Regions from separate parts of the Mus musculus genome. Here region 1 is linked to region 2. The links are chromatin loops, found by intact Hi-C in ENCODE. Cell type or tissue: left cerebral cortex. All regions are shown on one strand.

Region 1 (8,000 bases), 48 kb before region 2:
AGCTGTCTCCCCACCACCACCACCACCATTCCAGAGCTATGGTGGGCTGCCTTGTTCCATGCATGCCTGCAGGATGTATCCATTTTAATAGAAGGTTCCAGTTCTGATCATACAAACCATAAACAAGAATGAAGTCAGCTGCCTGAAGCAATCCCTGGAGACCTGAGGCATGACCAGGGCCCAGAGCTAATTGTGCTTCTCAGATCAGGAGTTTAGAGACAAGAGTTTGAGTGTGAAATGGTCTGTGGAGACACATCATCTGCCAGTTCGATGTCCCCAAAGGCCATGGCTAGGAAAGCTCAAGTGTGAGAGCTAGAAAGAACATTTTGACTTCCATCCACAGCTCAGGACTTCTGGAGGAGCCACTGTGGTCCCCCTCCCCCATGCAGGGGCTGCAGAGCTCAGACTCAGGTTGGGGCTCTCCCGACCAGGTTTCTAAGCCCCTCTGTTTTTCTCCTCTTAAAGGGCATGGCACCTTTACTGGTTGGCCCCTTGCCTGGTTCTGGGGAGAGGCACCCCATAGGCCCTGGTGTACTCCCAGAACCATGCAGAAACTGATCAGAACAGCATGTTGAATGGCTAGAGAACACAGCTGGCTTCCATGCAGGAGGACTCCCCAGTCCCCTATGGAACTCTCCAGTTCCAGGTCATTACTTCTCCCATGCACCCCAGCACCCCTTCAGAAATTGCTGAGTGAAGCCATGCAAGACGGAGGGATCCAGGATAGGGTCCAGTCCCTGTCCTGTCTGCTTGCCTCACTCTTTAGCCAGACCCCAGTCACGAGTTGTGGTACAGCTATGTAAAGAGATGCAAATCATTCAGATTTGTAAAAAAGGTTAAAAAAATGCTTCATGCCACTTTCCAGAGTGGTCCAGTGGTCTCACGACTGGCCCCACTGAGAGGATTTCCTTTCTGGGGGCAAGTCTTGGAGCCACTGTATAAAGTCATAATGCAGCCTGCTTGGGCCAGGCCAGCCTGTGACAGTGTCTCCTCTCTTCTCCTGTGTCGTCCTGTTCGCCCCAGCATGGGGCTCAGAGCTGGGTCTCATCCCTGGTCTCAGGATTACAGGATGAGAGCTTGTTGCTGCAGCTGCTTTTCCGACTCTGGGAGCTGCTGGCCACATGGGCCAGGGGGTCGGAACGGATGAGGTACCTGCAGAAGACACCAAGGCTGGTCCTGGAATGGCAAGCCAGGTAGGCAGCCACACCAGGTCCGTGCCAGGTGATTCCCGCCCCCCCCTCCCCCATGCCTGATGCTGGGATGGCCAGCACTTGGTACTCACACAATGTCGTTGGGTTCCAGTCTTGTGTCTGGCGGGGGGTTGATGAGTACATAGGAAAGGGTGTTCTGGTGATGATCGTTCATCTCATCTGAAAAGGACATAGCCTAAGTGTCACCACAGCCCCACCCAGTACGGCTCTGCGGGGCCCCAAGGAGCCAGGGGAGCGAGTTGTCCCTCCTTTCTGGCCACAGATGGATTCTGACACCTGTCCACAGCTCCTGCCTGCACTTGGCAGGGCTCAGCCATAGGAAGAGCAGAGCACTGGCTCCCACTTGCCTGCGCAGGTTGCTCAGCTGCGAGCCAACCTTAGATGATGTCTCACCAGTGTGTGGGGCCAGGACAGAGTTACCGAGCACACCTGTACATGCCTGCTTCTTATAGATCTGTATGGGCAGGTGCATATGCTCAGATGTACACATACCTGCACCACACCTGAGTACACCTGTGCATATCCATGCATGCCTTCACCTGAATATATAACTGTGCACACTTAAACACACCTGCAAGGACCTGTGCATATCCTATATACTTGCACCTGTACATATACATTTGTGTACCCATAAACACTACTGGTCACCTGCACATGACACATACCCACATGCACACCCCCCCCCCATACACACTCCATCTACCTCACACCTACATACGTACATAAGCTGCAACCTCAGTTGAAGTGCTCTGCAGGACCCCCATTCCTGGGGGCTGGGAAGGCCACCTCTACTCCCTATACTTCGGACTCATTGATCAGAGAACAGGGTCATTCCCTCCTGCTTGTGGCTCTGCTGCCACAAGCTCCTAGCCCCAGGGTGACCATGGACTGACTCATGGGAACGTGGCCCGTCCAGAGAAGCAGCCTGTTATCTCATTGGTGCCTGTGCTTGGCCAGCAGGTCACCATGGCCTCATACAGTCCTGGCAATGGCCCTTAGCTTGCTGACCTCAATTTACCTACTTCATATTTAGAAGTATCTCTGGACTCAACGAGCATACAAAATGAAGGTGACCTGAGACAGGGCATCTTCTACCTGGCTCCTTCCATTTCTCTCTATCCTTTGGTCATGCTGGACATAACCCTAAGAAAGAGACTGACCCTTCTGTGAAACTAAAGAATCTGCCAGGTAGCCAACTGAGCCAGGGAGGGGCATGCCTCGCTCTCAGAACTGTAGCTCCAGGATGAAGGAATGTGGCACAAAATGCTTCTGAGAAATGGGGGGGGGCACCTCAAACAGTCTGTACCTGGGGTAGTTGAAATGGAGTCAACACCTCCATCTACTTCTGCAGGGTAGGAAGGCCTGGTGGCTTGCCCTCCATATAGGAAGGCTGTTCTGTCGCATGAGCATCAGTTTTTGCTCCTCCCCCCTCAAATCCTACAGTCAAGATACCCATGGTATGACTCATGCTGGGAGCCAAATGGGAGAGGTGTGATTCTGGGACCAAGGCCCTCATGCAGTGGCGTGGGTAATGCAGGGACAGCAGGGTTTGTGCAGAAGCAAGAGTATTCGGGTGTGAGCACAACATTTCAGACCACAGTACTGATTCATTTCTGTCATGACCACCATACAGTCATCCTAAAGGTGGGGCTAGAAGCCTGGCTGTGAGAAGCTGTTGATGAATCTTCCCCTGTCAGGGCTAGGCCCTGGGTCATGATTCTCCTCCAACCGAGGTCAGATCTTGAAATGTCTGAGACTAGCAAAGCCCAGGATGGGACTAGGCCTGGCTCAGTGTTGAGTTGAGGGGGCCATGCCAAATTCCAGCTGTAGTGCAAGGAGGGGCTGTGGTCAGTCTTGTGGCACTGACTCCCAACTGCTGGGATGGGGAAGGCAAGCTAAGATGGCCTCGGCAGCCCCCATGCTTGGGAAAGGTGGACAGCAGGTGTAGGGGTAGGTGGGGACAAGACCTGGCTTGAATGCACTTCTAGAATGGAAACTCCCAACAGATCATGCCTCTGCAACAGCTGTGTCCCCTCTCCTCCTTCCCCTTCCCCCAGCCCAGTAACCCCGAGATTCAGGCCCTGGCCCTCTACATCCATTTCCCATGTAGCTAGAGGGTAATAACTGGATTCTCAGCTTGCTCATCCCAGAGCCAGAGTAACTCCAGTGGCTATGCCTCTGGGCCCAACCCCTGCCTGGTGTTGCCCTTTTCTGAGCACAGTGTGACATTCTGGCCAGACATCCTGATGCCACTCCATGATGCCCGTAGAGTACTGTGAGTTCCTGTTGCTGAGTCCCAGCACATTTTCTCCAGTGAGCACATAGGTGACACTCACTGCACACCCAAGAGCATCTTGTGACCCTGTAGGAGCTGCCCAAGCCCTTGCCTGCCCACCTTTGCCTAGCAGCCACACAGGAAGCAGATGTAACTGGGTGCAGGATACGCTTGGTTCATGGAAGTCACCAGCCCTAGATCAAAACCCCAAGTGCCCAGCAGAGGGCCCAGCTTCCGTGATTGCTGTTATGGGTGGCAGGATGAGAAAAACCACAAGCCCAGAGATGCCAACACTTCACTTCTGTGGCTTCCCACAGCCATCCTTGCAAATAAGGACCCAGCTTAACTGAGCTCAGATAACCCAAAAGCTCCTTGACAACCTATTTTGAGGGGAGACACTGAAAGGCAGTGGCTTAGCCTCTGCTCTGGGCCTCAGGGAGGGAGAGCTCCTTAGAGGAGGTGAAGCACACAGATGAGAAGTAAGTAGATCTCTGTCTCAAGCAGAAAGAGACTTCTCTTGGAGCCCCCACGTCTACCTGGATTGAGTAATCCAGGTCTTTCTATGCTTTAGCACAGAAAGCCAACGCTAAGTTCCATCCTCATGCCTGCCTACTGAGACACACAGGGAATTTGGGCATCTCTTGGGACTAGCCAGAGAGACCAGCTGTTGTTGGGATAGCCTGCTGCCTAGTCAGTCCAAAGCTAGGTGGCATGGCACATCCTAACAGAACTGGGTCAAGTATTTTGGGACCAGGGTGGGTTCCATCATCTGGGCTCCCATGGCCCTCAGCTAGGAGGCCCAAACCAAGGAGGGAGGCAGAAGGTCTGAGAACCCACTGTGGACACACAAAGCCCTCTTTTCTGGTCTCTGCCTGGCCCAGCCAAGGTGGCAAAGGGTTGACATATCCCCTGTGTGGTGGCCAGTATTCACTGGAGCAGAATTACCTTGCAAATATCCCAGGTTTACCCGATTCATCACATCACTGGCTGTTAAATTTGCTACGTCCTCTATGGAACACATAGGAGAGGCACAGACAGAAACAGAGAGAGAGAGACAGGTCAGCAAGCATTGGCAGGGTGGGCACGCTGGCACAGAAGAATGGGTGGGGGACAGTGGCCAGCTGCACGCAGACACCGTCCACGCTGGGAGAATGGTGGCCAGCACTAGTGGCGTCAGAAGCAAGTCAGTTGCCAAAGAGGATCTAGGCTTTATCTGGCAAGCTTTGGCAGGGGCTGGGTTGCAGAGGCTAAAGGGCACACAGGGCAGGTCGTCATAGGGCTCCACTTTGCATCTGCTCGTACTTGCAAAGGCTTGTGAATGCCGGAATCCCCACCCAGGCAGGAGTACTGAGGAGGCCACTAGATCTAGGGCATTATCGGGACATTCTCTACACTGTATGCATGGCTGGGGAGGGCTCTGGTGGCCTTAAAACTTTGGTCTCAGTCTTCCCCAGCCAGGCCTTTCTCCAGGTCTACCACTGTCTTGTGAACATACCCAGCATGCCCAATATGTACTGCCTATGCCCTATGACGCCCAGTCCCAGTGACGCCCGGGCAGCTCCTTCTACTTAGAGGAGGAGTCTCTAGGGTGACAATGGACGTTAGCATGTAGGTTGGGCCTTGGCAACGGCTGAGTACTGAGATGCTGAAAGAGTGGGGAGAGGCATAGGTCAGAATAGAGATCCTGGGCCCCTCTGACCTCATCAAGAGGTAACATCTCTAGAGGAAGTCCTGATCAAAGTCACACTGGTGTTACCCCCAAAATGGCACAGAGAGAAAGGAGTTACAAAAATCTGTTTGCACAGATGTTCTCCTAAGGCTGACTCTGGAGCAACAGAGCTATGGCGACTGCCTTGGGAGGGACATGGGATGGACTGAGAAGTGTGCAGGCTGTTCTTGTCTCTGATGACCAGGGCAGGGATGTGCTGTGGCCCTGCCAACTCCCTGCCTCTCATGTCTCTCATGGGATGGGAAGACTGAACTTGTACCCCACTTGAAGGTGATGAGCTTTGGGGGAGCTGGCTTGGCTCTCTACTCTTTCCCTTACATTATGGGGGGTGTGTGTGTGAAACTGAGGCTCCAGAGTGGTAGAAATGAGTCAGTTTGTGGGTCACTCTGAACCTTCTCCATATGACATGGTTGCAGACAGCCCTCTGCCCTTTGCTGAGTAAGCCCAGGGAGGCCATGGTAGACCTGGGCCATCCCAGCTGTAAGGGTCAGGCAGATATGAGATGCCCATCAGCTGATCTGCTATGGTCCTACCGGCCCTGCCTTGTTACCGGCCCTGCCTTGTTGCCAGCCCTTACCATAGCCAGTGGTGGGCAGTCCCAGGTGCTTCATTCGGTTCTTGACCAGCTCTGAGAGCTCCTGGCGCTCTGAGCGTCGGTACAGGCTGAGCCGCTGCTGGGTGATCCAGTCTGTGGCCACAGGTGCCTTCCCTGCCTGCTTGGTGCTCTTGCGACTCAGCTTGCGGGCCCACTGCAGGCTCTTGCGACGTAGTAGTGGGTGCTCCACTGGGTCAGCACTGCCCCCGTGACGGCCATGGGTGCTGCCACTGCCAGATGCAGCTCGTGTGCCCCAGGGTCCCTTGGCCTCCCGAGTATCCTCGCAGTCCTCCATGTTCACCGAGATCTGAGACTGGGCAGGCAGGAGGGCTATGTCTGGGCCCCCCTGTGGCATGAGGTGTGCCAGGAGAGGAGATGGGCCCTGGACCCACAGTGTGAACTCCAGCCTTCTCCAGGTCAGAAGAACTGTGGGGCTCTATTTTCCCATCTGTACCCCAGTCTGCCTGGCCTCCTGGTCCAGAATGGAGCCAGCCTGTCCCCATTTCCCTGGGGCTGAGGGTGGGAAATGGAGACAGGCTGGCTCCATTCTGGACCAGGATTTAGCCTCTCTGGGCCATCACGTCTAGGGCCGGCCTGGTCCCTCTAGCCCAGCATATCCTGACCTTATCCTAGGGGCCCTTGTCTATACCACAGTATACCCATACACAGATGGGGCAGGTGTCACTGCCAAACACATCCCTGGGAGTCAGCAAACAGAGAGCAAACAGGCTGTGCCTGCCTAAGTGGGTGTGAGAGGCACTGGGGAGGATAAAGAGGGCGTGAGGGCCAGGTCAGACCATATAGGCACCTGCCACCTGTTAATGAACATGGAGCTGGGCTGGGGTGCGGGGTACAGACCATGGGCTGAAATCTTGGATCTGCTTCTGCCTTAGTTCCACACTGTGTGGGAGGATAGTAACTGCTAAACGCCCCCAACCCTGAACTGCCCAGTGACCAACACATTTTCATTTCCCGCCTGCTGCCCAGGGGCCTGCTCAAGGTATGGAAGAGCCCCACGAAGCAGGAGCTCCACAGGGGCCCGGGGTACTCACCTGGGCTCTGACGTCATGGGGCTGTAAAGGAAGCCAAGGGCTGTTGGGACCTGTGGGTGTGTCTGCCTCTTCCCCAGTGCACCCTGGCCTCTCCAAGTCCATATAGAACATGCAGGGGGCAGGAGGGTGGGAGGCGTGCTGCCCACGTCAGGTAGACCTCCCCTAACACCATGCCCAGTCCCCCGGGAGCTCTGGGATGCTTGCCAAGGTCACCATTCTTCCCAGAGTGGCAGCTGTCCTCACCGGAGGAACACGCTTTAGCTGCTGAACCCACCTGGAAGGAGCCCATGGCAAACGCCCAGCTCCTCAGCACTGGGCTGTAAGGAAGCTCTACGGCACTGGGAATGTACCTCCGAGAAGACATGGCACTCGGTCCTGTAGATGCCGATGGGGATCTCGGCGCTGGAGGAGCAGAGTTTCTGGAAGAGGCGGCCGTAAGTGCGGATCCACAGGTCGTCCTCGGTTACCTTCATCTGCAACGAGTGGGAATCTCTGAGCTGAGAGGAGTTACAACAGCACCCAGAGCCCCAGAGCTACAGTGAGCCACGGAGGGTGGCTGTGCCGTATGGCACCACACACCCGCCCCCCACCCCCACCCCCCTCACTTACTGCACAGAGGTAGCCGGAGCCTGGTGTAGTATCAAGGCCCAAGAGCAGCCTGGTGATGGTGATCATGTAGTCCTTCACGAAGGACTGTGGGGCAGCAGGGCCATGTGAGGCAGACACTCCAGCCTCCACACTCAGAACCTGCCTGCCGCCCCAGCACATGAGGTCCAAAAAGGACCAGGATCCCAACCCCCCAGAGTGGTACTAGGGTATCCCTGAGGGCAATGAGACCTGCTGCTCCAGCAGGAGAAAGTCAGGGGGACCTGGGGAGGCCTGTTCACAGCAGCAGGACCAGATGTCAGCCATAGATGGGCTGTGGACTCTGGCCTAGGGATTATGGGACCCTGCCCACCTTTCTCCACATTCCAGCTGACCTGGTAGAGCAGTGTATCCAACATGCTGATACTAAATACTCGACCAGCAGCAAATGGCAGGCGGAACATGAAGGCCAGGTTGGAGCCGTTCTCCCGTTCTTGCTGCAAGGAAGGGGTCCTCAGATGGCACAAAGGATTGTGGGTGGCCATCAGAGTGT
Region 2 (8,000 bases):
CCTGGACAATGATCTGAAAAGTCTCAACCTATATCTTGCTTAGGACACCTGAGAGTACCTGAACATTCCAGAATCTTTCAGACCCTGTCCTCATTTTTCCTGCTGAAACCAGGCCTTGATTCAACCATCTAGGAGGCACAAGAGTATATCCACGGGGCACAGGGAGATGGAGAGAGAGCACACTGACATCTAAGTGAGCTCCTGGAGTCCAGGGAGCTGGCCCTTCTGACTTTGGTGACCCCTAGCTGAGCGCCCCAGCCCAGAGAAGGGTGCAGGTTAAGTCAGGCAGCAGTCCACAGCCTGTCCCGTTCATCAGTCGAGCCTCTGCAGAGCCAGGGAAGCACCTAGATGGTGTTTGAAATGAAGTCCCTGTGGGAGGCAGCACCGTCTGATGTTTTCCTGGGTTCAGAAGCCTTGGGCAGAAAACACAGGACAGAACCCAGTGCCAGTCAGTGGGCAGGAGTGCTCAGCTTGCTCCAGGGCCTCACAGGCCTATCATCATCTCCTGCTCTGTCCTCTGCCATGGCAGTTCCCATCTCCTGCCCCATCAGTTCACTTGAAGTCTGCTCTTGGCAGGTATGAAGCCCCAGTCAGCTGGGTAGCTCCAGTCTTGAGTGTGCTGGAGATGCTACTGTGCTTTCTGGGGTTCCTAGCTCCATCTCTGATCCTGTGCTCTGGCCTTTCCTTGATTGCCTCATCCCTCATCACCAGTAGTACCCTGCTTCCTTCTTGAACCCCTTTTGTCACCTTGGACTCTTGACCAGGCATGACCTACATATCCCACCCACTACCACCCTGGCTCAAGCCAGGCCACACCCTCCATCGTCAAAGCTCCTTTTCCATTTCTGAACAAGCATTACTGGATGCTTGTGTGTGTTAACTTGGGATCCATAAGGGCTCCTGGTCAAGGCCCAAGGAACCTCCAAAGGAGAACTAGATGTGTCCCTAATACTTCCCACCTTAGAGCTACCCTCGAGGGCTTCATGCACAAACTCTGGTCCCAGTGCCCTCTGGTCACCTACTGCTGGCTCAAGGTGCAAATAGGAGGCTACTTGTCCTGGAAGGGATGTACAGAGAGTGGGGCGGGGTGGGGCGGGGTGTGGTGCAAGCAGGGCTGCCCAGCAGAGGCAGAGGTGAGGGTTCTGGATCCAAATGGTTATATGCAGCAGAAGAGGCAGACTACAAGGGTAGAGGTAAGGACGGGGCATCGGAAGCTGTGGGAGTGGTTAGGATGTGGAGCCAGGCTCTGGTCCCGAGGGCAAGCTCGTTCAAGAGTGATGAGGAGGGCACTTAGTGGGCATCCAGCTATCCAGCGGAGTTCTCCACTCCCAGCTCAGCCCCTCCCCATCAGCAGCACTGCCCAGCCCAGCTCTATGGTCATTAACAATCTCAGTGAGTAGTTCTGAGTGCAGGGCTGTCCCTCGAGGCACCTTTCCTTAATCTCGGTGTTGGAGACTTGGGTAGAGGGCCTGCATCTCATGAGAAGGGTTCAGCTTAGTCCCCAAAGGGTAACTTGGTGCACTTTCAGTTCCTGACAGGAAGGGATAGGAGGTTCCACAGGCTCTCTACTCCCCATGGCTGTCCTTAATGGGGGGCACCCCACTGCCCTGGCCACAGGGCACTTTCTGCTTCCCATTTTTTATGATTCTATCAGAACGTACTCAATGCTTTTGCCTCAGAGAAGTGAGCTGAGCTCCACTGTCTGAGAGCCAGGGACAGCACAGATGGGGCCTGCACTGGCCTGCCGTCTGCAGCAGCACCTTGGACCCCTGAAGACTTCCCTTCAGGTTTGAACTGAGCAGACTAATCCAGGGACAAACCTGCTTTCACCTGCCTAGAGCCCAGCCAGTGGTGACCTACTAGGTCCTGTCTTCCCATGGCTGGCTCTTCTGAGCAGCCTGGCAGTGCCCTGTTCATCCTGCAGACAAAGGGCCAGTGGTGGTACTGAAGCCTTAGTCTCTCTTACAGACCAGGACAAGACTCTGAGATTCAGACACTCCTTCAACACCACAGCCTGAGGCCTCTCATAACATCCTCTCAGGGGTCTTCATACATTTACAGGGAGAATGTGAGTCTATACTCCCACCCCCAGATCAGGGAACTTGGAGGGGGTAGTTCTGGGTGGAGAGTATACCCAACCTCTTTAAGATGCCCAGGACTCCCGTAGCTGGGACAGTAAGGTATCATAAGGGGCAAGGCCTTGGTCTAGAACCTTGAATGCAACAGGAGCCACTGAGCTCTCTCTGACTGTTCCCCACCCCTTGAAGGTCTCAGAACTTAGCACAGATGGTGGGAGTTTATCCGCAGTAACATGGGCCCCAGTGTGGGTGAGATCTCAACTCTGCCCCTCATGGGCTGTGTGCAGTGCTCAGTGTCCTTAAGAGTGCCCAGGCTGGCGGTGCAGCCTCATTTGCACATGTGGGTGGCTGAGCACCTCCCTGTCAAGGCCTCGGAAGCTGCAGTGACTCACCAGCAGTAAGTAGCTTTATTCCTATGGAGAACAGGAAACCCACACGGCCCTTCCTGCCTGCTTACAGTCTTCCAAGAGTCGGGGTGTATATCCCCCCACTTTTGCCCAGCAGAGCTAGTTGTGGGGCAAGACCAGTGGGCAAAGAGGGAGGTGCTAAACATCTAACCTGAGCCTGTCCTGTGCTGGGACACAGTTAGCCCAGCCCCCCCCCAGCCCCCCGCTGAGACCACTACCCCAGGCTGTGAGGGTACATCTATGCTACATCTCCCTGGTGCAGAAGCCCATTGCCTGCAGCCTGGGACCCAGCTGGCTACTCCAGAGAACTCCTGGGAGAAAGCAGGGCAGATAGAGCCTCCCCTCCCTCTGTCCCTGACTAAGCCCTCCTAGACACATGGCACAGTTGCTTAGGCCAACATCATAGTAGTGAAGAAGGGTTCCCAGTGCCATCGTCCACTTTGAGAACCAGTGATGATGCAGAAGGAAGAGGAGACAGGTATGGAGGAGGGGGAGGGAATGGACAAAGCTTTGGTGGGAGTGACAGCAGGACCATCGGGCAGGTTCCAGGCAGCAGGAGGGACCTCCTCTGCCCTCTCCGTATTCAGCTTGAAGTCTGTGCTGGGTCTGTGTACACACAGGGCTCAGATGCTCTGGAGCAGACCTCAGCCCACAGTTTTCTGTATTACCTGCCTGTGATGAGAACCTAGGGGCTCAGAGGGACCAAAGCCTGAAAGTCATGAGAGGCTAGACTCACCCACTAGGCTGATACTAAGATAGCTTTAGAGATAAGGGAGTGACTTGGAAGGGAAGGGAAGGGAAGGGAAGGGAAGGGAAGGGAAGGGAAGGGAAGGGAAGGGAAGGGAGAGAAATATTCAGGATGGTTGTGTTCTGTCTTCTGAGAGTCGAGGGTTGTGCCAACCCTGGCTTTGTTTAATCTTACTGTTTTAAAATTCATGTTTCATTATGTATCACAATTAAAAACATTGCACAAAGTGCCACTGCCCTAACAGCAGTTTCTCACCCCAGGGCAGAAGACAGCTGTTACCAGGCAGACTGTGGCTGCCACCCTATGGCTGACAACAGGAATCTTCACTATCCATGCCTGGAAAGGAAGGGAGGCAGTCTTTCAGCTACATCAGCTAGTCACTGGCATCTGTCCAGTCAGGCCCCAGGCACTTTGGGAAGACAGATGCCGTTTCTTACCAAGCACTGGGATGGGAGAACTCTCCGCAGCTGCTAATTCCCGGAACTCACCGAATCCCAGTGGAGCAGGCACCAGGAGGGAGGGGGTGCTGACTTAAGATGTCAGGCACAGGAAATGGGACTCACAGAAGCCCAAGCCCTGCCATGTGAAGTCCCCACCTGCAGATGGCAGAGCCAAGACAACCTATCTTTCTCTCTGTCTGAGCAGACACTGCTAACTAGACCAAAGCCAGGGTCTTCCTCAGGCAGGTATGTGTGTTACTGTAGCACTTGGTTCAAAAGACAAGAAAACATGACATCAAAATGCATCTCTAAAACCAGATGCAGCGACACACGGCTGCAAATCCCAGCACTCAAGGAGCTGAGGCAGGAGGATGCTGAATCAAAGCAAGTCTGGGCTACATAGCAAAAGACATGAGAACAGACATGCCTGCACAGGATCCAACCTCCCTGGTTCTAACCAGTGAAGACTTGGAACACACACCCGTGCACACACGTCTCTGCCCTGCTCTGTAGGATGAATGGTTCTGAACACCCAGGGACGTCTGTTAGAATATCATTGGTCCAGTAGGCAAAGCAATGATCAAGCTCACTCTGCATGCACTCCAGCTCTGAACACACTGACCTATTCACAAACATGATTCGTTCTCAGTAGTGATTTCCCAGTTGGTTGTTTCAAGTGCTCAGTGTGTGTCCTGACAATTTGCAGGCTCATGTACTTTCTGTCCTAACTCAAGGAACTACGTTGTTTGGGGGAAAGTGCATCCAAGTCCAAGGTTGGGGGAGACATAGCCCTGGGAAGGTGATGAACAGAAGTAGAAGTTTCTGATCATAAGCCAGCCTTTCCAAGTCTGCCAGTGTCCTTCACCATCTTCCCTTGCTGAAAGGAAAGCACCTCCCCTGAGGCTGGCAGCAAGAACACTAGTGTTTACCAAGAGAGTTATTTGGGGAAAAGGCAGAAAGAGACATTTCTTTCCAGCTTCCTGCCAAGCCCCTTCACTTAGGAGCTATTTCCATAGTATCATTCGGTTGACCCCTGCTTAAAGCACAGAGGAGAATTTGCGGTGAGGGAACGTCATACCGCCATACCGCCTTCACTCTGAAAATATGACCATGCTGAAACTGGAGTCTGAAGGACACTGACCCCTGGTGACTACTTGGCTGGCTGCGGGGCTCTGCGACCATCGTGCGTGCAGATCTGACTGATCCTCAAATCAGTGGAGCGCTGGGGTTGGGGATGAGAACGGACGTACGTGCACGGGGAGACAGAGCTAGCCCCCTACTCCACCCTCAACCCCCGTGCATCAGAGCCTGCTAGCACCCCCGCGTCCTGCTCCAGGTCCCCGCAGGAAGAGGCGCCGGATCCCAGCCCACCCAAAACTTTCTATCCAGGGAAACCGAGAAAGTTGAAGAACGTTGTGGCGGCTGCTGGGACAGAGCGGGGGTTGGGGTGGGGGTGGGGGGCGTGAAGGGTGCGCGTGCGCTCGTGCGGGACTCAGCACCGCGGACAGCTCCGCCACTTACCTATCGTCGTTCGGGAATGGCTGGTCTCCTAAAAGCAGGTCACGGAATCGGTACCTTGGCGGCAAGGGCAGCACCTCCGTGTCCAGGTCGTTCATTGTGAGGCGGCGGTGTCCAGGAGCACGTCCCCGCGGCCGACTTTCCCTGAGCAGGGTCGCCTGCAGGCACAAGGCAGCGCCCCCTCACCGCCCGCGCCCTCGCCGGTCGCGCGCAGACCCCTGCGAGCCCTTCCCGGCCTCCGCGACCCCCCGCGGGGGCGGGACAAGCACCTGCAGGGGGAGGGGCTGAGGGCGGAGCTCGGCGGGGGCGGGGCGCCTCCCGGGTCCTCCGGGCGGGCTTAAGGTTTTTCTTTTCCCAGGAGATGTGTGTGTGTGTGTGTGTGTGTGTGTGTGTGTGTGTGTGTGTGTGTGTCGGGGGTGGGGGGCGGATGGGAGTGGTCATGGCTAACTCCAGAACATTGTTTACTTGAAGGTCCCTGGTCTTCCTTGAGTTGGCTGGCATAGGAGCCCTCCTCTTCCCTGGACTCAAGCCAGGCAAGCCTCCCCGCCCCCACAGTCGGCTCCAAGGCCAGTTGCTCAGCTTTTCTTCAGGTTCTGGAGCCAGCATCTCCACCCCCCAAGGCCTCCTCTCAGCCTCTCACTGCTGACTGGCAAGAGGCAGTTTAAGAGGAGGCCCTCTAGGGCCAACAAATCAGAAAAGATGAGATTCACGACTCTGGACTTCCAAGGACTCCTACCCCAATCGTGGGAGTCACTGATATGAACTGGGACATGTGGAGCATGCTGGGGCAGCCTTATGTACACCAGGAAGGTCTTGTCCCCAGCGGCCAGCAGTATGTCCACCCTTTGCCTTTTCTGGTCTTTCTCTTCCTCCATATCCATATTCAGCTGTACTAAACAGACACAGCAGCTGGAGACTGGCTGGCAGAGGGCCCCAGGCTCCAGTTCCCAGCCTCCTGAGGCAGTAAGCTGGGGACATTTATCTTCAGCCTCCAAACCGCAGCTATCTGTAGAAACTTCTGCCTACAGCATAGGACTCAGTAAGCAGCTTAAACACACCAAGTGAGAACAGGCTTAGACTCAACTGCACCCACGAACTGACAGGACTGTGGGCATTGGCACAAGTGGGGGACTGTGGTCCACTGGGCTCCTGACCTAACCAGGGTCCTATGCTTCTTGTACCCTGGCATGGCAGAGCTCCTGGCCCTCAGCCCAGCCTGTTGTCAATCTAGCCTTCCAGCACCCCACAGTAGAATTCAGTCGGTAGAATGCCCAGTTCCCTCCTACCTGACTTAGCAGTGCCCCAGTGTGGCTCAGCCAAGAGCAAAGAGCCCAAGAAGGCAGCCAGTGTTCACACTTAAGTACGCAGCACCAGTCCACTGGACCTGCTTAAGCTTCTCCAAATAAGGCCTGAGGGGAAGGGGTTTGCTCTATGTTTGTTCAAAGTAGGCCACAGGGGTAGAAGATGAAGGGGACATTTACCTCAGGCAGAGTTTGGACTCTCATTCTCAAGTTGGGAAGAGTGGGTGTATTGTCCACCCTGGTCCTCCCACCCTCAGACTACCAGCACACTGACAAGTGTAGGCACTCCCTTCCTCTGGAGGCTGGGGATGCTCAGTGGCTGTCTCAGGCCATGGCTGCCAGTGGCAACACTCACATGTTTCTCAGATCACAGCTCCAACCTCTGGGATCTGGCAGCACTTGAAAAATAACATTTTCCTAATAGCATCGGCGGAGTTGATTGTTATTTCTTAGTCACAAGCTGGCTGGGCCTGGGGAGGTGCTGGCAGGTGGGGAAGCACATGGCCAGGGCTCAGGGCTTTATTTCTTTTGGCAAGCCTCCCAGGAAGGCAGCACCAGGTGCCTAGGAGCTGCACTCTCTGCTGCCCTGACCTTTTGGGCACTTCTGAATTTTTCCCTCTTGGCCTCAAGATCCAAGGGGTCAGGGGTCAGGGGTCAGGGGAGAGTCTCTGCTTACTTCAGGGGGCCTCAGGGAAAGGAGATGCACCTGAAGTCAGACCTGGTCCTGCCCCCACCCAGCTGTGGTTTGGGAGCAGTGACAGGCAGGCTGTTCTTGCAACCTTAGAGTGCTGCTGCACAAGAGTGCACAAGAGTGAGCAGGCGCTGTGAGTGGGCATCCCCTGGACCTCCTGCCACCAGCTCCCCCTTCATGTTCCTTAGTGGTGCCTAGCCCCTCCACACCCTACAAACTCGAATTGACTATTAAGCAGACCAGGGCCCCTAGAGCCTCTTGGGAGAGTGCCCATGGTAGGAGGGCTGTGGTTGAAATATGTCAATATTTCTGTTCACTGCATGTCCCAGGCTTTGGGAGATAGTGGGGAGGACTCAGCCATGTTGGGAAGAACTTTGGGGCAAGCATGGCAGGGCAACTAGAGGATTCTGTAAAGGTGGGACAACTGGAGAGAGAACATGGCTCTAGCCCACCTTCCAGGATTCAGGGGTCCACTTCTTATTCCGTTTCTCATTCTTTCCCTGGGTGACCCCGGGAGAGCCTAGGAGACAGATAGGACCCAGAGTTAATCTCTATCATCTGTCTCCTTTGAGGTGGCTACGTCAGTGAACTGCCTGTTTCTATAAGAATTCAATGTCTTGTGGCTCAAATTAGTTGCTCATATCCTAGGCCCTCAGCCTGCCCTTAAGGTAAGGTATAGAGTTTGTCTTAGAATTTCTATTGCTGTAAAGAGACACCATGACCAAGGCAACTCTTATAAAGGACAACATTTAATGGGGGCTGGCTTACAGTTCAGAGGTTCAGTCCATTATCATCAAGGCAGAAGCATGGCAGCATC

Evidence for each region. Peaks named below come from ENCODE experiments on the same cell type or tissue, not always from the same donor. Only the 100,000 strongest peaks of a DNase experiment are listed, where the experiment ranks them.
Region 1: it touches region 2 in a loop (4-fold over the local background); 6 of 42 quality-filtered maps call a loop at or near these places.

What each region holds. Positions count from the first base shown.
Region 1 is chr2:25,909,149-25,917,148 of GRCm38, reverse strand. Kcnt1 (potassium channel, subfamily T, member 1) reads right to left here. Exons shown (of 31, transcript NM_001302351.1): 24 at 7,843-7,944; 25 at 7,472-7,555; 26 at 7,213-7,335; 27 at 6,863-6,883; 28 at 5,793-6,123; 29 at 4,432-4,494; 30 at 1,283-1,370; 31 at 1-1,152. The coding sequence ends at 1,032. Among named protein-coding and RNA genes, the nearest start is that of Kcnt1, 35 kb to the right of the region's middle. In left cerebral cortex, CTCF peaks have their summits at 2,862 and 3,706 (motif pointing right); DNase peaks (open chromatin) are centred at 2,736 and 3,728.
Region 2 is chr2:25,861,257-25,869,256 of GRCm38, reverse strand. It overlaps a transcript of Kcnt1 not described here. Among named protein-coding and RNA genes, the nearest start is that of Kcnt1, 13 kb to the left of the region's middle. In left cerebral cortex, CTCF peaks have their summits at 3,537 and 4,826 (motif pointing left); DNase peaks (open chromatin) are centred at 5,310, 5,775, 6,208, 6,879 and 5 more places; H3K4me3 peaks cover 1,540 bases; H3K27ac peaks cover 3,635 bases.